2 separate regions of the Homo sapiens genome follow, and region 1 is linked to region 2. A link is a loop called in an ENCODE intact Hi-C map of the cell type or tissue named here. Cell type or tissue: PC-3. All regions are shown on one strand. Each heading gives the region's core, and the rest is flanking DNA. Links, peaks and the distances in the headings are about the cores only. Region 1 overlaps PITPNC1 (phosphatidylinositol transfer protein cytoplasmic 1). Region 2 holds the start of MIR548D2 (microRNA 548d-2).

Region 1 (15,405 bases), core at 2,800-10,799, 160 kb before region 2:
TAATTCCTCCCCCACCCCCACCCCACAATACGGCACTGCCCTGCAGAGTCCATTAATGACTATGAGAACAAACTTGAAGCTAAGAGGTTTTTGAGAGCTGAAGTTCAGGCCCTAACAGGAAACAGCAACACAGCAAAAATGAGAATAAGGAAAGCACAGAGCTGGGCTATCAGCTGGTCCTGAATCCCCAAAGCATGCTTCTGAGTCCCCGGTTAGTGGCGATGGCACGAGGGCCATCGGGCAGAGGGCACCCAGTGGAAAACTCCAAGCTCTGGTCACCTTCATGAGAGAGGCAGTCTTGATTGTGTGGCTCAAAGGTTTCCAGGGAGAAATGGAAAAAGAAAGGAAAGTGCTTTCATCCCCTCCTTTGGCCTGGATGGCCGTGTGTGTGTGCAACAGTAGCTGAGTGGAGAGGAGCAACCCAGATAACCCTGGTCTGGGTTCATCAGCATCAAAAAAATCCAGGAACAGATTCGGCCCATCAGCATCCGGCTTCCTCACATAAAGAGCGTTTCTATTTAGGACGCTGACATCGTCAACTTACAAAGATGGATGGGAAGAAAAGGCCCATGGAGCTGGATGCCTCCGATTAAAAAAAAAAAGGAACTCTGATTCACAACTGCTTGCTTAATGGCAACGAATTCATTTTCTTTGATAGCGGTTGCTCTGAAATTGTCACTGCTGGAAGAAAAAAAGCAAAGTCCCTTGCCTTCACTCATTCATTCAGCAACCATTGAGTGAGCGCCTGCTAAGCACTGGTGCTGTGGCAGCGGCTGGGAAAGAGCCAGCTCTTGTCTTCGCAGAGCTCATGCCATAGTGATGAGCTAGCATAACCTAGCATGATCTAGAAGCCACGGACCAGAACTTTGCTGCCTCCAGACCAGCAGTGGTGGGGGCATGCCCAGGAAAACTCAGAAAGGGGGAGTCCTGTGTGAGCTGAACTCTAAAGGAGGGCCAGTGAGGGGTTTCAAGCAAAGAACAAGGTCAGATTTCATTTTAGAAGGAAACTCCTGTGGTGGGGTGGAGGGTGTTAATTATCTACAGTGTGCCAGTTAGACATTTGTTTGGAAATGGTTTGCCTTCTGAATCGGTTGTTCCTCTTATTCCCAGTCCCTGGTGTGTTTACAGTAGACACAACCACCAAAACAGCCCAGGAAACTCACCCCTCTTCCTTTGGGTGGGTTCAGACTGCAGTCTGTATTCTGGCCTGTTGAAGGTGATGGGGCTGGGGTTACGAGGGAGTCGCCCCTGGGGGAATGCTTTTTCTAAGATTTTATTGCAGGCTCCCAGTGGTACCTATAGCCCTTTGTGGTCCGGCTGCCAGGTCCACGGAGGAGGAATTCCACCTGTTCCAGATGCCAGCAGATCCCCTGGGAGGTCACACAATGGATGATGAATGTGCAGGGCTCAGCCCTATGGGGCCCCTTCTCCCGCATCCATTTAGTAACCGTAAGACTCCAGGGCGGGCCAGGGGTGGCCCTGAGCGTCAAAGCTGAATCCAGAGTTCCATCCATCTTCAATCACCTCTTCCTGTAGAACAAGGCTTCCCAGCCTTGGCACTATGGACATTTGGAGCCAGATAATGCTTTTTTTTTTTTTTTTTTTTTTGAAACGGAGTCTCGCACTGTCGCCTGGGCTGGAGTGCAGTAGCGCAATCTCGGCCTCCTGGGTTCAAGTGATTCTCCTGCCTCAGCCTCACGAGTAGATGGAATTACAGGCACCTACCACCATGGCCGGCTAATTTTTTGAATTTTTAGAAGAAACGAGGTTTCACCATGTTGGCCAGGCTGGTCTTGAACTCCTGACCTTGTGATTCACCTGCCTCGGCCTCCCAAAGTGCTGGGATTATAGGCGTGAGCCACCGCGCCCAGCTGGAGCCAGATAATTCTTTGTTGTGAGGGGCTTTCTGTGCTGTAGAGGATTTTAGCAGTATCCCTGGCCTCTACACTCTAGATACCAGTAGCACCTCCTATGTTTTGACAACCAAGAATGTCTATAGGCATTGCCAAGCATCCTCGTGAGGCAATAATCACCCCCAGTTGAGAACTGCTCCAGCGGACAGTTTTCCATTCTCTTCCTACTCGATCTCTTGGCAGCATTCAGCACCTCTGGTCACTCTCCTCCTCTTGAAACTTGCATTCCTTGGTGCATTTCTGTGTTTTCCTCCTAACTTTCTGGCCAATTCTTTTAGACTCCTGATTCTTTTAGATTCAACCTGATCTCCATATGCTGCCATCCTTGAAGGCTCAGACTTGAACCCCTTTCCCATTTATATTTCATGCTTTCTTCCTCTCATCCATCCCCAGGATTTTTAAATCTCCTATTCGCCAAATACTCTCAAATTGGTCTCCCAGATCTCTCACCTAAGCTCCAGACTCATTTCTGTCTGTGTTAGATGCCTCACTGACATCACAAAATCCACTCATCTTTCTCCAACGTATACCTCTCTTCTCACCTTCCCATTTCAGTAAGCAGCACCCCCATCTATCAGTTGCCCAAGCCAGAATCCTTAAGGCCATCCCAATTCCTCCTTCAACCTCATCCCCACATCCAATCCATGAGCAATCCCTGTCAACTCATCTTCAAAATATACCTCCAAACCATCTGCTCCTGTCCATCTCTGCCACCAGCCCTCTAGCGCAAGCCACGACAGAACCTAAGTAACCGACAATATAAATCACAATAGTGACCTTGGTGGTCTCCTGACTCTGTTCTTCTCCAGTCCATTCTCCATCCAGAACAATATTTTAAAAGCATAATTTAGATCCTATGACACCTCAGCTTCATTTATTATTTATTATTATTTTTTTTGAGACCGAGTCTCTGTTGCCCAGGCTGGATTGCAGTGGTGCCATCTCGGCTCACTGTAACCACCGCCTCCTGGGTTCAACCTCAGCCTCCTGAGTCGCTGGGACTTCAAGTGATTCTCCTGCCTCAGTCTTCTGAGTAGCCGGGACTAAAGGCGCATGCCACCATGCCCGGGCAATTTTTATATTTTTAGTAGAGTTGGGGTTTCATTCTGTTGGCCAGGCTGGTCTCAAACTCCTGACCTCAGGTGATCTGCCTGCCTCGGCCTCCCAAAATGCTGGGATTACAGGCGTGAGGCACTGCGCCCGGCCTGAAATGTCATTTTTTCCATAGCATGTCTCCTGATCCTATCCTCTTAAATTCAGTTTCCTTATCACAGTCTCTCCCCGTACCTGCCTTCCTGCACGTGTGACTCTGAACTCCATATGTATCTGTGTGACTATTTCTCTACTGTTCGCCAAATACTCTCTGCGTGGTATTTGTTAGATTGGAAGTGTCCTGAAGGGAGGGACCCTAAGCATCTCTTTGGCTCATTGCTGTTTTTTTTTGAGACAGTTTCTCACTCTGTTGTGATCTCAGCTCATTGCAGCCTCCACTTCCCAGGTTCAAGCGATTCTCATGCGTCAGCCTCCCGAGTAGCTGACCACCCTGCCGGCTAATTTTTGTATTTTTAGTAGAGTTTTTGCCATGTTGATCAGGCTGGTCTCGAACTCCTGAACTCAAGTGAGCCGCCTGCCTTGGCCTCCCAAAGTGCTGGGATTACAGGCGTGAGGCACCATGCCCAGACATCCCCATCTTAACATTGTATGTGACACTCAGTGAGGACTCCATAAATATTTATTGGATGAATAATTACTGGACTCTTTACCACTCATCTCCTTGGCCAAGCTGCATCCAGGGAAGAATACTCTAGGACCCAGGGAAGGAGGTACGGACGTGCCCATGAGTGACCCTGTGAAGCATGAAGGAAAAGCTCCTCGAATGTCTGTGTGAATGAAAGGAAGCTTTCTAGTGGAGGTTCTTTGGGGGCACAGAGCACAGGGAAATGAGTCAGGCACGTTGACTAGAAATGAGACTTGATTTCTTCATTAATATTCTATATTTGTATCAAGACTTCCTACTGAATCAGGAGGGAACTCCCTGAAGTCCAGGCAGAGCCACGCCAAAGCACACTGGGAGGAAAAGCTGAAATTAGTTCAGAGTTTTCTGGCAACCCTGCTTTCCTGGAAGGCCCAGAGCTCCCAAAGAGGCCGGGAGGTCCAGGTAGGACAGCAGCCCGGGGGGGCCCGAGGCGTCACAGGAGTGCTTTGCACAATGCTCTGCGCATCATCAGAGCCCCATTAAGCACTGGCGGACTTGACATGAAACTATAGGATTTCTGTGGAGTGAGACAAGGGGAAGGTCAGTGGCCCTGTTTATTTCCCTCTTCGGCGGGTCCACAGTTACGTAGGGAGCGTTTAACTTTCTTTATCTTAAAATGCATAGGTGTGGTTGGCCACAGAGCATAATGAAAGCTGATGATGTTAAAACGCTCACCCTTTGGGTGGAGATGAGCAACACAGAGTGATCCACATCAGCCTCTCCCCAGCCCTTTCAGGGACAGCAGCTGAACATAAGCGCCTGCAATTAAGCAGCCGAGCATTTGCTAAGATCAGGTAAGACTTTTATACCGAAATGAACCCCAAAATGTGGAGGCAAAAGAAATCTGAACCACGTCGGGAGCCTGGTTTATTTGCGTAACGACAGAATTCATTTTGAATAAGTTTATTTATTGTGTCTCCCATCAGCCTTGATGACTCTGGGAGAAGAGTTTCAAGGTCCACGTGTTACGGCTCAAGGACGAGTCTGGGGCCCTGATTCCAAACATATTGGGATTGGTGGCATGTCGCTAACCAACAAAAATAGCCCTGCATCTGCTGTCATTGCAGGGCTGGGATGTTATTTACAAGTGGGTCACCCAAGTTCCGTCAGCAGCCATTAATAAAATACTAATGGGATATAAATGGTGACTTGCACAAACCGTATAACAAGAAGGTAGAACTAAGGCAAAGGATGGATCCTGGTAGGTTGAAAACCAGACAGAAAGAAGTTCTCTGAAATTTATTCTCAGCCAAGAACAAAGGAGATGTCCTCATTAAGGTGCTTGCTGTTTTGAGAGAAAGGAGCTGTGCTGGAATGAGCTATCAAAGTTTTCAAGGATTGATTCAGATACAAATAAAACACAGGTGGCTCATGCCTGTAATCCCAGTGCTTTGGGAGGCCAAGGTGGGCTGATCATTTGAGATCAGAAGTTGGAGACCAGCCTGGCCAACAGGGTGAAACCCCATCTCTACTAAAAATACAAAAATTAGCCAGGTATGGTGGTGGGCGCCTGTAATCCCACATACTCAGGAGGCTGAGGCAGGAGAATGGCTTGAACCTGGGAGGCAGATGCCACAGTGAGATCACACCACCACACTCCAGCCTGGGCGAGACTCCATCTCAAAAAAAAAAAAGAAAAAAAAAAAAAAAAGAGCGCATGTAATTGGGGAGACTGTTGTTTTTCAGCAAGGCCAGTGTGTTGGATGGTCCAGCCCTATGGATACTGACGTTGCCAAAAATGATGGCAGAGTTGGGAGACAGGAAAACTAAGTGGAGATTGAGTAACAGCCAGGGCCAATGATGGTCCCTGAAGAGTTAGAGACTTAATTTTGAGACTTGCAAAAAGAACCAGCAAGATACGAAAGCAAATTGAATCCACACGACGAGAGATGGCATCCTCCCAAGTTAGGAGGCACTTAAGAAATAGTTGTGGAATGAATGAATGAATGAATCTTCCACATCTCATCCCAACTGTTGCTTACCTCAGATTCTTTGTAGTAGCGCTCTGGAATTTCATCGCAGGCAATATCAATAAAGCAAACTTCTCTCTCCACGTCTTTGGCTTCATTGTCGAAAATCTGAAAAAGCAGAGCAACATATCAAAGGTTAGTGATAGCAGGTGTTACCCTCCAAAGTGCCCGAGGCAGAATAACCCCCACACAGAGCATCTTCACACGTCTCAGGGCCCCCGGCTAGTGCTTTCACCAGCCTCAGAATGCGCAAGAATCATAGAAGGCTTTGATTCATGGCTTTGGTTTTGTCACATCAGAGGCAGGTGTAGCATCAATCACTGCTTGGTGAGAGGTAGAAGAAAAACTGGGCTGTTTTTAGGAGTTCAAGAGTGAGGAAATTAATCTCTTCCAAAAAAAAAAAATCTCTTCCCAAACTGAAGTCTGCTGATTTTTGGCAGTTCACCTGAACAGGAGGAGTAAAGAGGTTGGAAAGGGTCTGGCTAAATTTGAGTCAAAAAGCAGGGATATAGGCCAAGAGTTAGAAAAGTGTGTGTTTTTTAAAATTAAAATTATATATATGTTAAAAATATATATTTTATATATATATATATTTTTTTTTTTTTTTTTTTTTTTGGTTTTTGAGACGGAGTCTCACTCTTTCGCCCAAGCTGGACTGCAGTGGCGCTATCCCGGCTCACTGCAAGCTCCGCCTCTTGGGTTCATGCCATTCTCCTGCCTCAGCCTCCCGAGTAGCTGGGATTACAGGCGCCCACCACCACGCCCGGCTAATTTTTTGTATTTTTAGTAGAGACGGGGTTTCACCGTGTTAGCCAGGATGGTCTCGATCTCCTGACCTCGTGATCCGCCCGCCTCAGCCTCCCAAAGTGCTGGGATTACAGGCGTGAGCCACCGCGCCCGGCCATATATTTTTATATATATTTAGTTTCACAAATAAAACATGCTCATTGCAGAAAATATAGATAAGCAAAAATAAGAAAATAAACCACAATCTCATTATCCAGGGGAAACACACCTGTTTTTCTTGATCATTTAAGGGCACAATTTCCTTTGTACACATAAAGGTAACAAGGTAAAGCTTGGTAAGACACTGAGATGGTTTCCTGCCAATCTGCTCTAGGTTTCACTGGCCCAGAATGCACATCACTTGCAAAATAATAATAATAATAATAATAATAATAATAATAATAATAATAACAACAACAACAACACAGCCGCAATATATAGATATAAATGTCGGCCTGGGCTCAGTGGTTCATGCCTGTAATCGCAGCGCTTTGGGAGGCCGAGGTGGGCAGATCACTTGAGGTCAGGAGTTTGAGACCAGCTTGGCCAATATGGTGAAACCCTGTCTCTACCAAAAATACAAAAATTAGCCGGGCGTGATGCTGCACACCTGTAATCCCAGCTACTTGGGAGGCTGAGGCAGAAGAATCACTTGAACCCAGGAGGCAGAGGTTGCAGTGAGCCGAGATTGCGCCACTGCACTCCAGCCTGAGTGACAGAGTGAGACTGTCTCAAAAAAAAAAAAAAGTCTAAATTTCAGTGGAAAAATTAAGTTCTTCTAGTTCTTCTCACTGTCATTTTTCTGGTCTAAAGGGATAATCATCCTTCTGCAGGATGATAAACAGCTTTCTTTTTTTGAGACGGAGTCTCAAGGCTGGAATGAAGTGGTGGGATCTGAGCTCACTGCAATCTCCGCCTCCTGGGTTCAAGCCATTCTTCTGCCCCAGCCTCCTGAGTAGCTGGGACTACAGGTGCCCACCACCAAGCCCGGCCAATTTTTGTATTTTTAGTAGAGATGGGGGTTTCACCATGGTGGCCAGGCTGGTCTTGAACTCCTGACCTCAAGTGATCCATCCGCCTTGGCCTCCCAAAGTGCTGGGATTACAGGCGTGAGCCACCATGCCCGGCCAACAGATTTAAGTTTGGACAACCACTTCATTCTTAGAGGAAGTCTTAACTGTAGCCACATCCCACTGTTTAGCTCATTCCTGGAGGGAATCAACAGTTAACACTAATTACATCTGACTCTTCGGGAGAGAATGCAATATTTTGGAAGAACAGGGTGGTTGATACCCAAGAACACTGTCCTAACCCAAACTTGGTGCCTATTAACACAGTCTCCCACAAGAGGGCATCTGAAGGGCTCTTTATAGGCTCAACTCATCTCGGTTGGATTCTCAAGTTACTTGAAACGATTAGTCCTTTCTAAATGCTTTCTGAATAATATTTGTGTTGTAATTATCCTCCAAGTCGGCTGGTGGTTCTTCTCTTCTTGCCTATTCTTTTCTAAATATTTGGAGACTGGACTCTTCAGATTTGTCCAAGGAGATTAACTCCCTAGTCTGACCCGAGGTGGCCACTGACTTCTCCAAGTCAGAGAAAGATTGGTTCTTGGATTGGCTCTGATTCTTTCCACTGCTACTTGAAGTCAAGTGCTTCAGGACACTCCTAAAGCATTTGGGAGGGACAAGTGAACTGCCTCGAAATGAAACAGACAGTGGAGAAACAAGTTCAAGTTCAAGTGGAGAAATAAGTTGTGAAATAAAATACTGGGTCTCACACTGTTTGCGAGAGCCAGTCCCCCCCGCTCCTTCTTTCTTTCTGCAAATCTCTTTTAAGTATGAGCTAAGAGAAGAGAGACACATGCCTCATTAAGAAGACACACAGAGGCCAGGCACAGTGGCTCACACCTGTAAGCCCAGCACTTCGGGAGGCTGATGTCGGGCGGGTTGGGGGAGGTGGATTACTTGAGGCTGGGAGTTCAAGACCAGCCTGGCCAACATGATGAGATGGAGAAACCCCGTCCCTACTGGGCATGTTGGCATGTGCCTGTAATCCCAGCTACTTGGGAGCCTGAGGCAGGAGAATCACTTGAACCTGGGAGGTGGACATTGCAGTGAGCCGAGATCGTGCCACTGCACTCCAGCCTGGTCGACAGAGTGAGACTCTGTCTCAAAAACAACAACAACAACAAAAACCACACACACACACACACACACACACACAGAATACCCCAGAGGGAAATGAGCTTCCAGAGAGTAAATTACAAAAGTAGTTAAAAAGGTTTGACATTTATTGGTGGCAAAATCTACAGGACTCAAAGAAAGGGAACTAAGCACGGATGAAGGGGGGGCATGACAGGTTATGTAGCTTTCTCCGATTTAATTCAAACATTTTATTGATCCCTCATTGCACCCATTGCAGTTTTCATAGTATTGCCTTAGCTCCAAAGTCGCCCTTATGCCTCTGCTCTGAGATCATGGACTGGACCCTGTAAGCATTTCTCCTTTACAGTGAGCCTCATCAGTAGGGGGCCCTAAAGGGCCACTGCAAGAGGAAGGGGATTTCTTCAGATTTGGATGTTGTTGGGCTGCAGAGTGTGCCTGTGGGGACTTTCGGTCATGCTCTGCCCCAGCTGCAAGCCTGGAGTGCATAGTTGCTCAGTGACCTTGCAGCCCTAGCCTGGGCCCAGTAACCACTTCACGGTGGCCCTCCTGCTGCAGGCACTGCGTGCTGCAGGCCTTGCACTGGCAGCGTGCCCCGACTCTCTCTCCACACACACCCCTGTCCACCAACCTCCTCTGGCCTGCACCCCAGAGGGCGCTCTGCTGCTCAACCACTGTGAACCAGCCCTGGCTCAGGTCAACCTCGTGAACTTCCCCACCATCCTGCTTCTCCAATGAAGTCTGAACCCCAGCCATGCAGAGAGGCCCCTGCCAAGTTTGTCCTTCCTGGGTATTCTCTCTCAGCCTTAGGGTATCCTTTGGAGTTCCCTTTACATCCTTATAGTTGCTCCCATCAGAGATCAATAATTCCTTCTATTACATTTCTCCTATTCAAATTACTGCATGGTTTCTATCTCCTGATTGGGCCCTGACTGATACACCCATTGCATACAAAGTGCTGCCCTGGGCTTGAGGGACTACAAAGATAGCCCTTGAGAGGTTACCATCTAGTAGGAGAGACAGACTGGGGAGCTATCACCAAAAATACAAGGCAGAATGGAGTATGTGCTGCAAAAGAAAGAAAAGAATAGGCTGTCAGCTGGCCGCAGTGGCTTACACCTGTAATCCCAGCACTTAGGGAGGCCAAGGCGGGTGGATGGCTTGAGGTCAGGAGTTCGAGACCAGCTTGGTCCACATGGTGAAACCCCAGCCGGGTGTGGTGGCACATGCCTGTGAACCCTGGTACTCAGGAGACTGAGGCATGAGAATCGCTTGAACTCGGGAGGCAGAGATTGCAGTGAGCCGAGATTGTGCCACTGCACTCCAGCCTGGGCGACACAGTGAGACGCCATCTCAAAAAAAAAAAAAACAAAAAAGAAGAAGAAGAAAAAGAAAAGAATAGGCTGTAAAACTAGGGAAGGGAACTATTAATGTTGCTTTAAGAACATTATGCCCATATTAATATTATTCCTGCTTTTCAGATGAGAAAACCAAGGCTGAAAGAAGTAAAGAGGCTTGCTCAAAGTCACATGGCCAGTCAGCAGAGAAGCTCAGACTGGAGGGCAAGTCTGTAGGCTTCACCAGGTCCTTCCATGATTAAAACAAACAAACAAAAACAAAACCGCCTCTTAGCATCCAACCGCTAAGATAAACATCAATCAAAACTGCTACCTGCATCTTTCTAGAAAGAAAAATTCAGAATCTGAGTCTCCTGCTACTTAAAAAGTGTGTGTCCTGAGAAACTGTCACTGAGAACCTCCCAGCAACATGGGAGTCTTCTGTTCCTCTGTTGAATAGCTAAGGCTGCAGTAGAAGCCACCAAGGCATCCTTTAGTCCAACCACTGGTCTCCTTCATTAACAGCGTGCCTAATTCTCATGCCAAAGTCCATGGAATAGCAAGCACGAGGAAGCTCCTTTACTTGAACTTTGTAGTAAATATTTCAGGGTGGGGTACCCACCATCTGAACAAATCACAAAAAATCACATTGAGGAACCCAACATCCTCTTCAGGCTTGAGATGATGAGTTTTAATTTCTTTTCTTTTTGAGATGAAGTCTCACTCTTGTCCCCCGGGCTGGAGTGCGATGGCACGATCTCGGCTCACTGCAACCTCTGCCACCTGGGTTCAAGCGATTCTCCTGCCTCAGCCCCCTGAGTAGCTGGGATTACAGGCGCCTGTCACCACGCCCGGCTAATTTTTGTATTTTTAGTAGAGATGGGGTTTTACCACCATATTGGCCAGGGTGGTCTAGAACTCAGATGGTCCACCCATCTTGGCCTCCCAAAGTGCTGGGATTACAGGCGAGTTTTAATTTCTAATAAATAATGAATCTCCCAGTGATTAGAGCTTAAGAGATGTTCATAGGTGCTCAATAAGTGCCTGGAGAACTAACAGAAGGCATTAGCATCTACTTTCCAAAGAGGACTCTATGGCAGGAATATTGCTTACTCATTGATCTTAGGTTTTTTTTTTTTTTTTCATGAGTCTGAGATCCTGTTTCCTTGGTTGTAAGCACCCTAATTTCCCACAATTGCTGCCACAGGGCTCAGTGCAGGGTGACAGCCTCCTACTATGGGCTGATGGGTCCTACATTGGCAATCAGGAGAGCTGAGTTTAAATTCAGTTATCTGGCCGGGCATGGTGGCTCACACCTGTAATCCCAGTACTTTGAGAGGCCAGGTGGGCAGATCACCTGAGGTCAGAAGTTTAAGACCAGCCTGGCCAACATGGTGAAACCCCATCTCTACTAAAAATACAAAAATTAGCTGGGTGTGGTGGCATGTGCCTGTAATCCCAGCTACTAGGGAGGCTGAGGCAGGAGAATTGCTTGAACCCAGGAGGTGGAGGCTGCAGTGAGCTGAGATACACCACTGCACTCCAGCCTGTGCGACAGGGCAAGACTTTGTCTCAAATAAATAAGTAAATTCAGTAAATTTTCTGTGTAACCTTGGGCTAATTCCTGCATGTTCTTTGGGCCTCCATGTCCTTGTTTGTAAATTAAAATCTTAGTCTAACTGGGAACAGCGGCTCATCCCTGTAATCCCAGCACTTTGGGAGGTCAAAGTGCAAGGATGGCTTAAGCCCAGGAGTTTGAGACCAGCCTGGGCAACATAGCAAGACCCTGTCTCTATAAAAATTACAAAAATTAGTTGGGCGTGGTGATGTGCACCTGTTGTCCCAGCTACTCAGGAGGCTGAGGCATGAGAATCTCTTGAGCCGAGAGGCAGAGGTTGCAGTGAGCCAAGATCACGCCACTACACTTCATCCTGGGCAACAGAGTGAGATCCTGTCTCAAAAAAAACCAAAACCAAAAAAAAAAACAACAAACAAACCACAACTTAGTCTAGATGAATGGGTTTCAGGGATTCTGGGAGACATCCTGAAATTTGAGAAGGCGTATTTTTCTGGAAAGAGAGTTCGACCACTTTCATCTGATCATCAGAGATCTGTGGCCCTAAGGAGACTGAGATCAAGTGACCCAGGTGACCATTAACATTCCTTTCAGTTAAAAAGCCTGTGGTGTTAAGAGTGGCCTCTGCGTCCTGTTAGTCTCCTCTGTCTTGCTCCTTGGCTTGTTCCTTCTCTGTCCTATCATCCCACAGTCAGCCAACTTGGGTGGTACATAGAGGGGCTGCCACGGAGCAGTGGGAAGTGGCAGCGGTCCTGATGTGGTGTAATTGGAGAGCAGGGACAAGGTGAAATGTTCTTATCGTCACACTCAGTTCAGGGCAGGAGCCAGAATTAAGCCAACACCATTAAAAACAAGCAGTGGCTTCACCGGGCCCCAAAGGAAAACACTCAGCCACAGCAATGATTCATTTGGGCTCCCCGGTGGTGGCAGGTGCAGCTGCCAGAGCTCTGGTACAACTCCCGGCTCTTGGAGGTGGAGGAAGAGATCTGCTGAGGTCACGTTAGGATGCGAATGCCTTTTGTTGTTGCATCAAGCCAAAGCTTTACAGGGGGGCACCTGACACTGGAGTGCTGTGAACTTCATGGTCTCGTTTGCTCCTTGGGCTGAATTTGTCTCCTGAGATGGGACCTGGGTGTGGGAGGTCACGGAGGCACTTTTCCTATATCACCTGTAATAATGTTCCTGTCTTTGGCTATTTATCAGAGACAGGGAGAAGGAAAAGTGTTTATCCTCTTTCCCTTCTACTTTCTACCCACAAATCATCTGCAGTGGATTTTGGTGTCAATCTGGTTGACTCCCGTGGCCACCCCCGCCATACACACACTAGAGAGTGAATAACTGCTCAGTAGGAAAAATTCCTTTAAATATGAACCTAGAAATGCTACATGGGGAAGGCAAATCTGAATAATTACCATGTTATAGATTCCAAAATTAAAAGGGAGTAATTTTCTCTTTTTTGTAAAGTATTAAGAATAATAAGTATCAAGTGTCTTACAAATCTTGATATACTTTGACCTAGTAAGCTTACATTTTGAGAATTTATCTTAAGAAAAGAATCTTGGTGGCCAGGCATGGTGGCTCACACCTGTAATCCCAGCACTTTTGGAAGGCCAAGACAGGTGGATCAGTTGAGGTCAGGAGTTTGAGACCAGCCTAGGCAACATGGCAAAACCCAGTCTCTATTAAAAAATACAAAAATCAGCTGGGCATATTGGCGGGTGCCTGTAGTCCAGCTACTCAAGAGCTGAGGCAGGAGAATCACTTAAATCCAGAAGGCAGAGGTTGCACTGAGCCAAGATTGCATGACAGAGCAAGACTCGGTATAAATAAAAAACAAAACAAAACAAAACAAACAAAAAAACAAAACAGAAAGAAAGAAAAGAATCTTGGCAAGGCACAGTGGCTCACACCCGTAATCCCAGCACTTTGTGAGGATGGCTTAAGCCCAGGAGTTTGAGACTAGCCTGGACAACATAGTGATACCTTGTCTCCACAAATAATTTAAAAATGAGCTGGGTGTGGTGGCATGGATCTGTGGTCTCAGCTACTCAGGAGGCTGAGGTGGGAGGACTGCTTGAGCCTAGGCAGTGGAGGCTGCAATGAGCCGTGAGTGTGCCACTGCATTCCAGCCTGGGTGACAGAGTGAAACCCTGAGGAAAAAAAAAAAAAAAAGAAAAGAAAGAAAGAAAAAGAAAATAATCTTAAAGGAAAAGACTTACGCACAAATATTTTTATTGCAACATTATTATAATGTCAAGAAAAATAAGATTGAAAAAGGAAGAAAACAGTTTAAATATCCTACTATGGGAGAATTGCCAAATAAATTAAGGTAAATCCATTTCATGAACTATTACGTGCTGTGTGGTGATAATTGAGTAGGGACAGGTACACTGATAAGCATGGAATGTGTCTTATCAGCCTAGATTTCTCTTTGAACAGAAGTGTTTTTCTAAATTTTGCAATTGCTCTTGCTTCATTTCTAGATTTGTTTCTAGATTTGGTGATTTCTCTAGATAAAATCCACCAAGATCACGATGTAGGGTGGCTCTTCATAAATCCACAATTTTGGGAATCATGAATTCTGCAGCTCTTTTCTCTACAACAGAAACTTTGATGGTTTAAGATCCAGGCTTAGATGAAAAATGTCTGTACTTTCTGCACAATTTTTCTGTAAACCTAAACTGCTCTAGAAAATAAAATCTAAGGTGGGCAAGGTGGCTCATGCCTGTAATCCCAGCACTTTGGGAGGCCAAGGCAGGTGGATCACCTGAGGTCAGGAGTTCCAGACCAGCCTGGTCAACATGATGAAACCCCGTCTCTACAAAAATACAGAAATTAGCTGGGCATGGTGGCGTATGCCTGTAGTCCCAGCTGCTCGGGAAGGCTCAGTGAGGCAGGAGAATCGTTTGAACCCGGGAGGTGGAGATTGCAGTGAGCCAAGATCACGCCATTGTACTACAGCCAGGGCAACACAGCAAGACTCCATCTCAGAAGAAAAAAGAAAAGAAAAGAAAAGAAAATCTATTATCCTCTAAAAATTGAAGGGCTGGGCAGGTGGTGGGGAAGGTGCAAGCCTAGTAGCTGTGTAGATTTTTATCTTCCTGCCATCTGTACAAGCTACTGAGGATACAAGGTAGAGGTGGCTGATTAGGAGGGATTTTGAGAAAAGTCTACCAGTCATCTTGTTTTATGCTTCAGATACGATTAAAGAGACAGAGAAGCCTAGCCAAACCACTGATCCTCTCTACTATAACTTTTTTTTTTTTTTTTTTTTTTTGGCTTTTGGGAGCTCGCTGGAGGAAGCAATTGAGGAAGACACGCCAACAAAGTACAGGTTCAGCCAGCAGGAACACTGGAAGCAGAATTCATGTTTTAACAATGTTGTCCCGCTCATGCTCTGCACCGGCAAAGTGGCTACTGGTTTGGTGGAGGGAGGGTATACTGGCTGCTAGTTAATACTTTAAGCATATGGGTCTAGTGTTGGTTCATGGTTTATTATTATTATCGCTATTTTTTTTTTAAAGACAGAGTCTTGCTCTGTCACCCAGGCTGGAATGCATTGGCGTGACTGCAACCTCTGCCTCCTGGGTTCAAGTGATTCTCCTGCCTGAGCCTCCCAAGTAGCTGGGACTACAGGCATGCGCCACCACACCTGGCTAATTTTTGTATTTTTAGTAGAGATGGGGTTTCACCATGTTGGCCTGGTCTCGAACTTCTGACCTCAAGTGATCCAACTGCCTCAGCCTCTCAAAGGGCTGGAATTAACCACACCTGGCCAGTTCATGGTTTATTGATTATTATCTAATAGCAGCATATTCAGTTGGAGAGAGCCTGAAAAGCACTAATGGCTGTAAAAAAAAAAAAAAAAAAAAGTCCAGGCTACCACCAATGATGAAAACCAT
Region 2 (15,405 bases), core at 2,948-10,947:
CTCAACTTCCTTTTTAAATTTATTTTTATTTTTATTTTACGGGTAATAAATTTAGTAGCAGCTGGGCATGGTAGCTCATGCCTGTAATCCCACTTTGGGAGGCCAAGGTGGGGGAATCGCTTGAGCCCAGGAGTTCAAGACCTACCTGGGCAACAAAGCAAGACCTCATATCTAAAAAAAATTTGAAAATCAATCAATAAATTTAGCAGAGACCGAAAGCTGTCCCAGCAAAATTCCTTTTCTCTTTTCTCCATAGCACAGAGCTATTGCTGGTCACATAAATGCCTGTAAGGATTTTGTTCCCAGCCTGCTTTGCAGCTGGCAGTGGAGTATGGCCATGTGCCTATGTCCCTGCTAAGGGCTGGGAGCAGGAGTGATATGGGCCACTTTTGGACCAGGGCCTTGAGACGGCAAGTTGTGCCTCTTCCATACCCATGTTTCCTTCTCACGACAGCACCCAGACTTGGCTCTTTAGAAGATAACAAGGCAGGCCAGGTCTCGCTCTGTCGCCTAGGCTGGAGGTGCAGTGGCACGATCTCAGCGCACTGCAACCTCCGCCTCCTGGGTTCAAGGGATTCTCCTGCCTCAGCCTCCTAAGTAGCTGGGGTTACAGGCGTGCACCACTGCGCCCAGCTAATTTTTGTATTTTTTGTAGAGATGGGGTTTTGCCATGCTGGCCAGGCTGGTCTCGAACTCCTGATGTCAGGTGCTCCGCCCACCTCAGCCTCCCAAATTGCTGGGATTACAGGCATGAGCCACAGTACCCAGCCTGAGATTTATTTCTTTAAGTCACAATGTTGTTGGATCTCTTGTTACAGCAGCTTAGCCTTCTACCCATGTGTGCTTTGTTCCAAGAAGAGGTATGGCATTCTATGAGAAAGAAAGTCGTATTAACTGAGATTCATAACATAAGCATACTTACAGTGAAAATGATGGCAAAATATGTGAGACAGAAGAAAAGTCATGCTGGATCCTACTACCCCTAAATAACCACTATTAATATTTTGGGGTAGTTCCTTCTAGACTTTTCCCTATGCCTACAAAAAAAAATACATACATGTATTTTCCTACAGAAATAAGCCATATCGGTTTATAGACTCTCTCACTTAATATCATCTTTTATTTAATATGTTGACATTTTTCCAGATCAAAAATACATATATATCATTACAGTGGTGATATAATATTTCACTGCTTGGATCTACCAGAATTTATCTAACCAGTCTTTCATTGTTGGACGTTGAGTTGTCTCCTTGCAAAAATTCTGTCATAAACAGCACTGCAGAGAACATTCTTATACATAAACCTTTACATATCTGTCAAATTATTTTTCTTCTAGGTCTCTATTCTTAACATATCCCTGCAAACAAAGATGTTCCCTCTTTCTGGGCACCTGTATTAAGTCATTCTGTCTGCGAGATATTTACAAGCCTACATTCATTAATTACATTTTTGGATGAATTTCCATTCATGTTTCATCGTTAGACAACCTGGAAACCAACTAAGGTTCCAGCTCTCCAAGTCAGCAACAGGATGGGTCAATGACTCCCTAAGCAGTGGTATCAGGCAGACCCCCGCTCCTAGACAATGCCATCCTGGTTATCAACATGCACAAAAGGGGAAACAGTAGTGAAACTTGTTGCCTGCTGACAAACCTTGATCTACATCTGTGTTGCCAATTACTTGTTCAACAAACCTGTTACTTTTTTGGAAATAATAAATAATTCAGGGAAAGTCATTTTGAATCCGCTGACATCTGTTGCTTGTACAACTCTGAATTATTCATCAGTGAGCATAAACAGTATTAATTAAAGAAAAGTACTGAGGCAGACCATTGAAATAGAAATGAACATTGCAGAAGAAAATGCCTTTACTCAGAGCACATTTCACATGTCATTGACAAATATCACAAAGAACATGCCAGTCCTTAGAACCTAAAGGAACTGTACTTTTAGAAATCAGACGGCAGGATATCATGATAAGCCTTATTTTTATTTTTCCAATTTTATTTTTTTCTTCCCTTCAGAAAAAAAAATCATAATCTTTGATTTGGTCTGTTTCAAGCATTCTACCCGTTTGTCCTTTGTTCCAAGAAGCCGTATGGCATTCTATGAGAAAGAAAGTCTTACTAATTGAGATTCAAAAGAATCACAAGAATAAGTGTCAGGAATCAAGTCATCAAGTGCTCATTTGTAAACTGAGATTTAGACATATTAATGGCAGACTCCCGCCCAAATTAAAGATAGCTCAATCTAGCTAATGATTTATTTCCATGACAACTTTGGCACTTCCTTTTGACAAAGCACTGTCTCATGGTAAAGCGGAAAAGGGAAAAACCTATGGCCTGACTGCCTGTTCCTCATGGGCAGCTGCTGGCTAATCATTTAATTCTCCCCCTTGTCTGTCTCTACTGGACGTGTGTGTGGTAGGCAGAAAGTGTGAACATCAGGAAAGTGTGTTAAAGAGTTAACAAAGCATTGTTGGTAAAGAAAGGCCTCAAAAAGGCAGGGAGGCAGTGGCTCATAACTGTCTGCTCAGGTACTAGAAAACACGGACCTCTCAGGAAAGGTAGGGTTGGGGAGTTGCTGGTTAAATATTGGGGGTGGTTTGGATCGGGAGATTTTCAGAGAAATCTGTTTCTTTGTGAGGCTCTGGTGAATTGCTCAGTAATGATTGCTTGACACCGAGGTAACCTGGCCTGCCCTCTCCACTCTGTGCTGGTACCAACTGCTGAGGTTGCTGTGGGCAACAGAGGAGAACAGAGAGGCTGGAGAAGAAAGAAATATATATATATTAAAAAAAAAAAAAGATTGAAGAAAGTCGCAGGCTCAGTTTGGGGTTCTTTCAAAACCTCTGAATTCAGAGGAGTGAGCATTGGCCAAGTCTTCTTGCTAGTGGCAACTAATGAATGGCTTCTGTGCGTATAATTAGCGCTCCAGTCTCCCCAGGTCAGATCCTCAGAGACCTCCCAACGCTTGCGGAAAAAGAGGGCCACAGAGACCCTTTCTCAGTGACATCCTTTCAAGGGATTTCACCAATGGGGACAAGCCTCCCTTGTTTTTTCAAAGTTTGGTTTGTTGTTGTTTTTCTTTGGGGGAGGAAGGTTGGAAGAGATACAGGAGGTGGCAGAGGGGAGCTTGGAAAAGAGGAGAAATAAAAGGGGAACCAGCTCTAGCCTGTCTCAGAATGGTCTTTCATCAAAGGGGGTTTGTTGTTGAAAACGGCAGAGAAGGGATGAATAAGCAGCCAAGGCTCTTGGTTTCCCGAAAAGAGGTTGAACAGGGACTGCTGTGTCTCTTTTAGGCGCTACCCAAAATGAAAGTACAGATTTAGAAAAGATCAGACTGGCTCTCATATAGCACTGGATTTTAAGAAATGAACTAAAAAAGATCTCTTTTCAAAAGACCACGGACAGCCTTTGCTGGTGAAGAGTGCTGCCCAGATAGGAGCTCCTCAACTGAAACTCAAGTCCAGCAGGGATGAAGCCTGTTTCTAACACCAAAGGCTGCCCAGAGGCCCACACAGCCTTCATTTCATTCCAATATTCCAAATCCAACATCTACTGAGTACCTTCTATTTCAGAAAGGAAGAAAGAGGAAAAGGCACTGCCTCCCAGTTTTCCAATACAAGCAGAGTGTCTGAGCTAGAGGTAATGTAAGAGAATCTTAGGGGCCGAACCAAACAAGTTGAACCTCTCATCCTCGGGGAAGCCAGCAGTGACATGCCATCACTCTCAACAGGAAGGACCCAGAGGCAGCCCACAGGCCTGACTTGGTGACTACATTATGACACACCCAGAAATCAAGGGCTGTGGAACACTCAGCTGGCCATGAGCAAGACTTTTTTTGGGGTGGGGGTAGTTCTGGACTCTCTCATGGCTTCAACCTGGGAGGCACATGGAACCCTCAGGGTAGAGGGAAGCCCAGGGCCCTCGATGGAGGCCACTCACACTAGGCCTTGAGTGCTGTCTGAATGGTAAAAATTAAACAGACCTGATGCGGTGGCTTATGCCTGTAATCTGTAATCCAAGTACTTTGGGGGGCTGAGGTGGAGGATCACTTAAGGCCAGGAGTTCAAGACCAGCCTGGGCAACATAGCAAGACCCTGTCTCTACCAAAAAATAAATAAATAAATAAAAATGAGCTGGGCAGGCTGGACACGGTGGCTCACGTCTGTAATCCCAGCATTTTGGGAGGCCAAGATGGGTGGATCAGCTGAGGTCAGGAGTTCGAGACCAGTTTAACCAACATAGTGAAACCCCATCTCTACTAAAAATACAAAATCAGCTGGTGTAGTGGCATATGCCTGTAATCCCAGCTACTTGGGAGGCTGAGGCAGGAGAATCGCTTGAACCCGGGAGGCAGAGGTTGCAGTGAGTGAAGACTGTGCCATTGCACTCCAGCCTGGGCAATAAGAGTGAAACTCCATCTCAAAAAAAAAAAAAAAAAAAAAAGAGCTGGGTGTGTTGGCACACACCTGTAGTCTCAGGTACTTGGGGGGCTGAGGCAGGAGGGTCCCTTGAGCCCAGAAGGTAGAGGCTGCAGTGTGCTGCGATCATGCCATTGCACTCCAGCCCTGGTGACAGAGACCTGTCTCATAAATAAACAAATAAGACATCCTCCACAGACACCAATGGATAGCACTGTATGTCTGATCTCAAAAGCAACACTCAGAGTTTCCAAACTTCGCCATGCACAGGAATCATCTGAGAACCTTGTTGCAATGCAGGTTCTGATTCAGAGGGTCTGGGGTGGGGCCTGAGACTCTGCATTTCTAACAAGCTCGCAGGTGATGCTGATGCGACTGGTTCATGGACCACACCTGGAGGAGAAGCGCTTCAACCCCAGGCAGCAGGTTAGAATCACAGCCCAGGACCCAGCCCTGGCCCGGCCCCGTTAATCCATATATCTGGCCAGGCACAGTGGCTCACACCTGTAATGCCAGAACTTTGGGAGGTGGAGGTGGGAGTATTGCTTGAGCCCAGGAATTCAAGACCAGCCTGGGCAACATAGTGAGACCCCATCTCTACAAAAAAATAAACAAAAATTAAAAAATAAATCTGTATATCTGAGAGTGAAGCCAACCACTAAGATTTTTTTTTGTTTCCCAGGTGATTCTTATATGCATCCAGAGTTAAGAACCCACTGGCTGAACTAATTCCAGCTCTTGCTATCAAGCAGACATATGGACCTAAGAAATTTAGTCTCTAGGCCGGGCGTGGTGGGTAACACCTTAATCCCAGCACTTTGGGAGGCCAAGGCGGGTGAATTACCTGAGGTCAGGAGTTCAAGACCAGCCTGGCCAACATGGGGAAACCCCGTCTCCACTAAAAATACAAAAATTAGCCGGGCATGGTGGTGCATGCCTGTAATCCCAGCTCCTCAGGAGGCTGAGGCAGGGCAATCACTTGAACCTGGGGGGACAGAGGCTGCAGTGACCCAAGATCGTGCCACTGCACTCCAGCCTGGGTGACAAAGCGAGACTCCATCTCAAAAAAAAAAAAAAAGAAAAGAAAGAAATTTAGTCTCTAGGAATCTGTTTCATCATCAGAAATGTGGGGATGTGTTGGTATAAATGGATTGGTATCAAGACAAATTTAGTCTTTGAAAGCACTTTGGAAGGGGATAGAATATAATAGTTGTTTTGCATCATATTATCATAGCTTCTTTGATTAGAGTGAGGAGTTAATACTGTCCCTCAATATCAAATTCCACAAATAAGGACTGCATGCTAGCTCTATGGGAGACACTGGGGTTTTTTTACGTTAGAGACCGCTCTGTTGCTCTGTTAACTTCCCACAGCCCAATGCCTTAACTGACAGTCGACTGAGAAATGGATTGGAGGTCCCCATGGCATCCCAGCCAGAACCTTGAAAAATCCTCCTAAAATTGTTTCAACTATGGATTCCTGGCACTGAATCCTGATTGTGCTTACTGATGCACAACCTACAAAGCAAACACGCATTCCCTCCCCTTCCAGTCCTCCCTAATCCTGCCAATCCTATCCTCCCAGGTGGTAACAAGGTTCTCTGCTGCCAACTTTCAACTTTCTGTGCAATAAACAAAGCTCCCTCGCAGCAAAGGGCATCAGTTCTGCCAGCCACCAACAGATGGCATCAGCGGCTGTACGAGGTCGTCGCAGCCTCTGCCTTGGCCTTGTTCCTCAATCTGTCGTGTTCGCTATGTTTGAAATGGCAGTGTCTTGTTAAAAACGTAGGGAAGGTGACAGAAAATTAGGCCCCAGTGCAAGCATCTTTGGACAGTCAAATGAGAGTTGTAAAGGAGTAAGAGTCCCAAACACCCCGGGCTGTTTTATGAAACAAACCAATGTTGTACCCAGCTCGGTAGGCGTCACGTTGGATTTAGAACAAATGGGCTTTCAGAAATTAACCTATGAGAAGAGCTGCTGTGTCCCCAACTGTGATAACAATCAAGTTGCTTCCCACGGCCCACACAGAAACCGCGCAGAAAGCAAAACACCCTCCACCGCGAGGAAGGCTAGAACCACGGCAACGCTTTTCAGAACCAAAGACCCTCTGCGAACCAGAACTTCATTTCCTCTTCATTCATCTGTGCTGTGTGCTGAAAGGACCATCCGCTATTCCCAAGAAAGCAGGGCCCTCCCTCATCCATAGCGTCAACGTTGAGTGTTCACACTAGAGCAGCTTAGCTCTTTCTGCAGAAAATTAATAGGTGAATGCCATCATCTTAGTCTTTCAAAGTAATGGTCAAGAATCCCGTGGGCTGGATGCAGTGGCTCATGCCTATAATCCCAACACTTTGGGAGGCTGAGGTAGGAGGACTGCTTGAGCCCAAGAGTTTGAGACCAGCCTGAGCAACACAGTGAGTCCCCCTCTTCAAGAAAAAAAAAAAAGCCGCCGGGCATGGTGGTGTGCACCTGCAGTCCTAGCTTCTCAGGAGGCTGAGGTGGGAGGATTGTTTGAGCCCGGGAGGTCAAGGCTGCAATGAGCTATGGATCATGCCACTGCACTCCAGCCTTGGCAACAGAGGGAGACAAAAAAATAAAAATAAAGAGAAGAAGAATCCTACGGATTGCCAGAATTGTGTGTGTTAATTTTAGATCTGTGGTTCTCAGCATGGGGCGATTTTGCTCCCCAGGGCACATTTGACACTGCCTGGAGACATTTTGGTGGTCACTGCTGGGGAAACAGGAGAGGGCACTAAAGCATCTAGAGGGTAGAGGCCAGGGATGCTGCGACACAGCCTGCAATGCACAAGACGGCTCCCACAACAATGAATTATCTGCTCCAAATGTCGGCAGGGCTGAGGTTGAGAAACGTTACTCTAGAGGCCAGGAATTTTGGCCAAGACAATTAAAATTCCAAAAGTCAACTTCCCATTGTCGTCACAGAAAACATCTTGACGGAGAAGACAAAAGCTAATTAGTTGGAACTCCTTCAAGTTCTCCTTCCTGACATGGAAATCGACCCTCCCAAACTTTCCTCTTACCCATTTGTGGGAACAGGGTGTCCCTTGTTTTTGCCAAGACCCCCACCTCCGGATCTCCTTCTCACTGACCTTCCTAGGAACTTCGCTCCATCCACCGCCCATTCCTCCCCCAGCATCTATGCTCCTCCTCCCCACACCTCCTGCTACCTGGCTCACAGTTAGGTTAACTTAAAGTAGTCCATTTTCCCATCTTAAAAACATCTCTCACCCAGAGAATAAAATAAGTACTTGTGAGTCCACACTGATATAAATAAATGAGAGGATAGATAAACAAATACCTGGAGAAGAAACAAATTTCCCTTACAGAAGAATTCCATGTAATAAAGGCAGAAGGCATGGGAGAATAGAAAATCACCAGGAGAACATTACAGTAATAATAGCTGCAGGCAGGGTCCACTGAGGAATGTTAAGTTCATGGGCAAACTTTAAGGGGAAACAGGATACCTGCATAGGCTCAACACATCCCTCCAAAAACATTTATTAGCCAGGTGAGGTGGCATGCACCTGTAATGCCTGCTACTCTGAAGGCTGAGGCATGAGCATCACTTGAGCTCAGGAGTTCAAGGCCAGCCTGGGAAACATAACAAGACCCCATCTCCAAAAAATATTAAAAAGCACACCAGGGCCGGGGGCGGTGGCTCACACCTGTAATCCCAGCACTTTGGGAGGCTGAGGCGTGCAGATCACGAGGTCGGTGAAACCCCGTCTCTACTAAAAAAATACAAAAAAATTAGCCGGATGTAGTGGCGGGCGCCTGTAGTCCCAGCTACTCGGGAGGCTGAGGCAGGAGAATGGCGTGAACCCAGGAGGTGGAGCTTGCAGTGAGCCGAGATTGTGCCACTGAACTCCAGCCTGGGCGACAGAGCGAGACTCTGTCTCAAAAAAACAAGCAGGCCAGGTAAAGTGGCTCACGCCTATAATCCCAGCACTTAGGAGGCCGAGGTGGGTAGACAGCTTGAGCCCAGGAGTTCAAGACCAGCATGGGCAACATAGTGAGACTCTATCTCTAAAAATAAGAATAACTTTTAAAATAATAAAAATACATTAATTGGCCGGGCACGGTGGCTCACACCTGTATTCCCAGCATTTTGGGAGGCCAAGGCGGGTGGATCACGAGGTCAGGAGATCGCGACCATCCTGGCTAACATGGTGAAACCCCTTCTCTACTAAAAATACAAAAAAATTAGTTGGGCATGGTGGTGCGCACCTGTAGTCCCAGCTACTCAGGAGGCTGAGGCAGGAGAATGGCATGAACCTGAGAGGCAGAGCTTGCAGTGAGCCGAGATCAGGCCACTGCACTCCAGCCTGGGCTACAGAGCAAGACTCCGTCAAAAAAAAAAAAATACCACATTAATTATGGTGCTGGTTTTAGCATATGTCCACAAATTCTTTGAAACCCCTCCCTGTAGGAGGCAGGGCCTAATCTCCCTCCCCTGAGTGACTCACTTCTAATGAATAGACGGTAAGCTTGTCCAACCCGTGGCCCAGGACAGCTTTGAATGTGGCCCAACACAAATTCATAAACTTTCTTAAAACATTATGATATTTATGCACAGACCTTTTTTTTTTTTTTTCTTTTGAGACAGAGTTTCCCTCTGTCACCCAGGCTGGAGTGCAGTGGTGCAATCTCGGCTTACTGCAAACTCCTCCTCCTGGATTCACACCATTCTCCTGCCTCAGCCTCCTGAGTAGCTGGGACTACAGGCGCCCACCACCACGCCCGGCTAATTTTTTCTATTTTTAGTAGAGATGGGGTTTCACTGTGTTAGCCAGGATGGTCTCGATCTCCTGACCTCGTGACCCACCCGCCTCGGCCTCCCAAAGTGTTGGGATTACAGGTGTGAGCCACCGCACCCGGTCCTTTTTTTTTTTTTTTTTTTTTTTTTTTTTTTTAGCTCAACAGCTGTCATAGTGTTAATGATGTATTTTATGTGTTGCCCAAGACAATTCTTCTTCCAATGTGTCCCAGGGCAGCCAAAAGATTGGACACCCCTGGAACAGAGTATGGAAAGGGAAATTAGCAGCTTACGGTGGGTAACTCTGGTAGACAACGCCTTAACCAAGTGATCAAGGTTAACTTCACCAGTGAGCAATCAGGTAGATATCATGTGCCCCCTAATATTATGTGATGAGAAGGCCATTTCACCTCTGGGGTATTCTTTCCCCAAACCCCAACTGCAGTCTAATGATCAGAAAACATCAGACAAATCCAGATTGAGGGACATCCTACAAAATACTTGACCAGCCCACTTCATAAATGTCAAAGTCATAAAAAAACAAGGAGAGACAGAGAAATTGACATAGATTGAAAGTGACTATTATGATATAATAATTAAGTGCAACATTATATCCTGATTAAATCCTGGAACAGAAAAAGGACATTAGTGGAAAAAACTGGTGAAATCTGAAGAAAGTCGGGAGTTTAGTTAATACAACTGTGCCCATGTTAATTTTTGAGTTTTGATAAATGTATCATAATTAGTACGATATTAACATTGGGGGAAGGTGGATGAAGACTACGGGGGGTTCTCTGGATTTGCAACTCTTCTGTAAATCTAAAGTTAACTTTAGGGGGTATATGATGTCAACCTGATTTAGCTAAAGTTAACTTTAGATTTACAGAATAATTGCAAATCCAGAGAGAGGGAAGATTTAGGTTGGTGCAAAAGTAATTGTGGTTTTTGCCATTGAAAGTAATGGCAAAAACCACAGTTTCTTTTGCACCAACCTAATAAAATAAAAAGTTTAAAAGGAAAAAAATCTCTCAAATGAAGACGTAGGTCCACACAAGGACTTGTATGTGAATGTTCATTGCAACTTTACTCAAAATCATCCAAAACTGGAAGTAACCCAAATGTCCATCAACTGGTAAATGAATAAACAGACTGTGGTATATCCATTCAGGGGAATGCTACTATGCAATAAAAAGGAACAAACTATTGATACATCCAATAATATGGATGAATTTCTTTTTTTTTTTTTTTTACATTTTTTTTTTTTACATTTTTTTTTTAATTTATTTTTTTATTGATAATTCTTGGGTGTTTCTCACAGAGGGGGATTTGGCAGGGTCATGGGACAATAGTGGAGGGAAGGTCAGCAGATAAACAAGTGAACAAAGGTCTCTGGTTTTCCTAGGCAGAGGACCCTGCGGCCTTCCGCAGTGTTTGTGTCCCTGATTACTTGAGATTAGGGATTGGTGATGACTCTTAACGAGCATGCTGCCTTCAAGCATCTGTTTAACAAAGCACATCTTGCACCGCCCTTAATCCATTTAACCCTGAGTGGACACAGCACATGTTTCAGAGAGCACAGGGTTGGGGGTAAGGTCACAGATCAACAGGATCCCAAGGCAGAGGAATTTTTCTTAGTGCAGAACAAAATGAAAAGTCTCCCATGTCTACTTCTTTCTACACAGACACGGCAACCATCCGATTTCTCAATCTTTTCCCCACCTTTCCCGCCTTTCTATTCCACAAAGCCGCCATTGTCATCCTGGCCTGTTCTCAATGAGCTGTTGGGTACACCTCCCAGACGGGGTGGTGGCCGGGCAGAGGGGCTCCTCACTTCCCAGTAGGGGCGGCCGGGCAGAGGTGCCCCTCACCTCCCGGACGGGGCGGCTGGCCGGGCAGGGGGGCTGACCCCCCCCACCTCCCTCCCGGACGGGGAATATGGATGAATTTCAAAAACATTGTGTTGAGCAAAAGAAGTGAGACACAAGAGACTACATCTGTATGACTGCATCTATAGGAAACTTTAAGAAAGGCAAGACTTTAGTGCAAAAGCAGATCAGTGCTTGTTAGGAACAGGAGTGGGGAATGTGGGGGGTAGAGAGAAGTAATTGACAGCTAAAAGTCACAAGGGAAGTTCTAGGGGTGATGAAATGTTCTGTATCTTGATGGGGCAGTGGTTACATGACTACAGTGTGTGTATATATATGTTAAAACTCATCAAGCTGTACACTTAAAGTGAGTTCTATTCTATGTTAGCTATATCACAATATGGCCAGGTGTGGTGGCTCATGCCTGTAATCCCAGCATTTTGGGAGGCCAAAGTGGGCAGATCACTCGAGGTCAGGAGCTTGAAAACAGCCTGGCCGACATGGTGAAACCCCATCTCTACTAAAAATACATAAATTAGCCAAGTGTGGTGGTGTGTGCCTATAATCCTGGCTACTTGGGAGGCTGAGGCAGGAGAATCGCTTGAACCCAGGAGGCGGAGGTTACAGTGAGCTGAGATTGCACAACTGCACTCCAGCCTGGATGACAAAACAAGATTCTGTCTCAAAAAAAAATTATATATATACATATACACACACATATATATATTATATATCACAGTAAAGCTGATTTTTAAAAAATCTCTCAGCCCCTGCTATTGCTTTGTTTTTATCCTCCTGAGCCTCTCTATAGCTATGGCACTTGAATTTCCTTCTTCCTCTTGGTGGCTTTTGTTCTGTCTTATTTCCTGATGCCCTTTCTAGGTCCCTAAACATTAGTGCAAAGAGGGCACCAGAGCAGAGGGGAACAATTCTCTCTACACTCAAGTGGAATCTCTGAGCTGAGGGACCCAGAGAGGTGGAGTAGCCAGCAGGGCCCTGATGACCCGCACCTGAACTCCCACGGGTCTGACGGCTGCTGTCACAAGAGCCTGGGGCCGCTGGTCTGAGTGTGCTGGCGATCCAGCCAGGCTCAGGACGCTGAGGAGGAGGTAACCGAGACCAGGCTTCTCCCTTGTCAACAGGCAGACAGATCCCGGGGATCTTGTTAAAACACAGAGGCTGATTCAGCAAGCTGGGCGGGGGCTGCAGATTCTGCATTTCTAATAAGCTACGGAGTGATACGGTGCTGAGGGTTGGAGGCCCACACTCTGAGCTCAAAACGGAGACCACAGGGATATGCAATGTGTGCAGAGAAGGGGGAGGATGGCACAGGCTGCAGCAGTGGGGCGGGTGCTTGGCTACACTTGGAAAGGAAGTTCTCACAGTGTCTACAGCAGGAACCCAGACAGTTTCTGAGCCATCCTGGGGCTACTACAGGGACTGGGAAAATTGCACCAGTTGGGGAACAAAAAGTAAACAATGGTCTTATTACAATTAGTATGGTCTTTATTGCATGTAGGTGACAGGCCCTTAAAGAAGGTTTCATCCAGACATTCTCCCAGATCCCTCTCCATACTCTCTCAAGAAAGTCACCTGGGCCAGGCGCAGTGGCTGACTCCTGTAATTGCAACACTTTGGGAGGCCGAGGCAGGCGAATCACCTGAGGTCAGGAGTTTGAGACCAGCCTGGCCAACATGGCGAAACCTCGTCTCTACTAAAAATACAAAAATTAGCCAGGCGTGGTGGTGGGTGCCTGTGATCCCAGCTACTTGGGAGGCTGAGGCAGGAGAATCGCTTGAACCTGGGAGGTGGAGGCAGGAGAATCGCTTGAACCTGGGAGGCAGAGGTTGCAGTGAGCCGAGATAGTGCCACTGCACTCCAGCCTGGGCAACAGAACAAGACTCCGTCTCAAAAAAAAAAGCGGCCAGGCACGGTGGTTCACACCTGTAATCCCAGCACTTTGGGAGGCTGAGGTGGGCGGATCACGAGGTCAGGAGATCGAGACCCTCCTGGCTAACACGGTGAAACCCCGTCTCTACTAAAACTACAAAAAAATTTAGCTGGGCGTGGTGGTGGGCACCAGTAGTCCCAGCTACTCGGGAGGCTGAGGCAGGAGAATGGCCAGAACCTGGGAGGCAGAGCTTGCAGTGAGCCGAGATCATGCCACTGCACTCCAGCCTGGGCGGCAGAGTGAGACTCCATCTCAAAAAAAAAAAAAAAAAAAGGAAAGAAAGCCACCTGTTCATTCCTGTGGCTTCACCACGGCTTCCCCAAGGGACTCCCAAATCTGTCCCTGATGCTGCTCCTGCACGCCCCCAGTGTTGCTAACAGCTGGTAGCTATCTCCAGCTCCTTAATTGAGCCTGAAACTCACCATGTCTCAAACATGCCTGCTTCCTCCTGTACTATCTTCATCAGCTGGTGGTTGTACTAGACACTTCTACGACTCTAAATAACCCTTCCATAGCATTGCCTGACAACCAAGACCAAGAGATAGTCACCCCTTGTCACACTCTCTAGTTTCTTTTATAATGGTTATCTCAGCTGCAATTAATTAGGGACAGGATTATTTGTGAATATCCATCTCTCTCACAGGACAATAAAAGGGCAGAGGCCCTCTCTGCTCTGTGGTCTGCTTCCCACTCTGCCCCAGCACCAAGCCGAGAGGCTGGCATGAAATACAAGACATGCAATTACATCGTAAGTCTCCAACTCAATTCTGACACATTAGGAGTCTCTAAACACAAACATTAGGGACCATGTCAGTTTCTGAAATGCTCTTGTTTACTGACATTTAATCATTTTCCCAGGGACGGCTTTCTACAAGATCAGGCTGACCTCTTTGGGGGTTTTATTCTTAGATGATGAAGATATTTTGACACAAGGCCCAAAGGCAACATGCACCTGGTTGTGGCTGGCAGGTGGCTTTGCTTTTTAGATACAGAGCTTGGAGCTTGCCCTGAGTGACAGTAACTTGTAAAGCAAATCTGTTTGGGGCAGAGGCAAAGCAGATCTCATTAGACTCCTAAAGGGACATGTTAGTATAGCTAGAAAGCAATACCTGGTTCCAAAATTCAGAATTTTGCGAGAGCCACTCAATCACCAAGCAAGGCCACTTCAAAAGCCTATGACAACATCCATTAATACTCCAGTCACTCTGGATCAGAATAAAAATGAAAAAGGTGCAAATGAAACTTCTCTCACTGGTCCACACCACCCTCCCTGAACCTTGTATCTGAAAAGATATTTTAGTTCAGAAAAAAAAAGTCTCCAGCGGGGCACAGTGGCTCATGCCTGTAATCCCAACACATTGGGAGGCTGAGGCGGGTGGATCACCTGAGGTCAGGAGTTCGAGACCAGCCTGGCCAACATGGTGAAACCCCATCTCTACTAAAAACACACACACACAAAAAATAGCCAAGAATGGTGGTGCACACCTGTAATCCCAGCTACTTGGGAGGCTGAGGCAGGAGAATCACTTGAACCTGAGAGTGAGCCGAGATCATGTCACTGCACTCCAGCCTGGGTGACAGAGCAAGATTCATCTCAAAAAAAAAAAAAAAAAAAAAAATCTCCTAACTGGCTCAGGTCCCTTTTCAGCTAAATTGGGAAGAAAAGCAGGTGAAGGAAACAAATGGTCCTTAACACAAGAATGCCCAGTTATTATTTTGCAAAAACAGTCAAAGCCCTGTTAATAGCAGGAACATAGTCTTCTCTTAAGGAGCTAGATTGCTTGCTGGATTTGGGGGGGAAGAAAATTAATACTCACTACTGAGGTATTCCAACAGTTGGAATGAAGTAGTTGAAAGAGAGGATCAAGGCAATCATCATCTCCCAGCCCAACCTCCTGCCAAGCACCAGGGCCAAGCACTCCTCCTGCGACTCCCAGAGGGTCCTGTTCAAACCACAGGTGCAGAAGGTGCAGACATCTGACTCCTATTTCCTCTGTGTCCAAGAGTGGGGGTTTTTCAAGCAAAAGGGCTAACAACACTGAATTCGGAAGGCAAGAGGGGTACTTTGAAGTGGGACTCTTAGAGGACTGCTGAACTTACTGTGTTAAAAGGGATGAGTTAGAAAAAGGCCAACACCTGGCCCTTTCTCTTTGCTGTTTTGGGTCGTGTGGGAGGGCCCTGCATGAATCCTTTACTAGGCACTGGTTGCTGTGAGTTTCAGCTACTAATGGGTCCCATCTGCCCCCTTGTTTGTAAATTGCGTTTGAACAAATGGGAACCTCTCCACCTGTGGGAGGCCCACAACCAATCAATGGCTGACATTGAGAGGGGTACAAAAGGCTGACTTTGGCCAGCCCAGTGGCTCACACCTGTAAATTCCAGTG

What was found. A loop is a pair of places that touch in the nucleus more often than their neighbours do. Peaks named below come from ENCODE experiments on the same cell type or tissue, not always from the same donor. Only the 100,000 strongest peaks of a DNase experiment are listed, where the experiment ranks them.
Region 1: a loop joins it to region 2, with 8 times the contacts of the local background. A loop is called at or near these places in 8 of 110 quality-filtered maps.

The regions. Positions count from the first base shown.
Region 1 is chr17:67,622,485-67,637,889 of GRCh38, reverse strand. PITPNC1 (phosphatidylinositol transfer protein cytoplasmic 1) reads right to left here. Exons shown (of 9, transcript NM_012417.4): 6 at 5,652-5,747. Among named protein-coding and RNA genes, the nearest start is that of NOL11, 88 kb to the left of the region's middle. In PC-3, for the core only: CTCF peaks have their summits at 7,762 (motif pointing right) and 9,018; a DNase peak (open chromatin) is centred at 7,779; H3K27ac peaks cover 424 bases.
Region 2 is chr17:67,466,290-67,481,694 of GRCh38, reverse strand. All of the region lies in intron 1 of PITPNC1 (phosphatidylinositol transfer protein cytoplasmic 1), which reads right to left. MIR548D2 (microRNA 548d-2) reads left to right here and starts at 10,110; the gene lies at 10,110-10,206. MIR548AA2 (microRNA 548aa-2) reads right to left here and starts at 10,206; the gene lies at 10,110-10,206. RefSeq lists an enhancer at 3,783-3,972. In PC-3, for the core only: a CTCF peak has its summit at 6,092 (motif pointing right); DNase peaks (open chromatin) are centred at 3,754, 6,084 and 8,914; H3K27ac peaks cover 3,421 bases.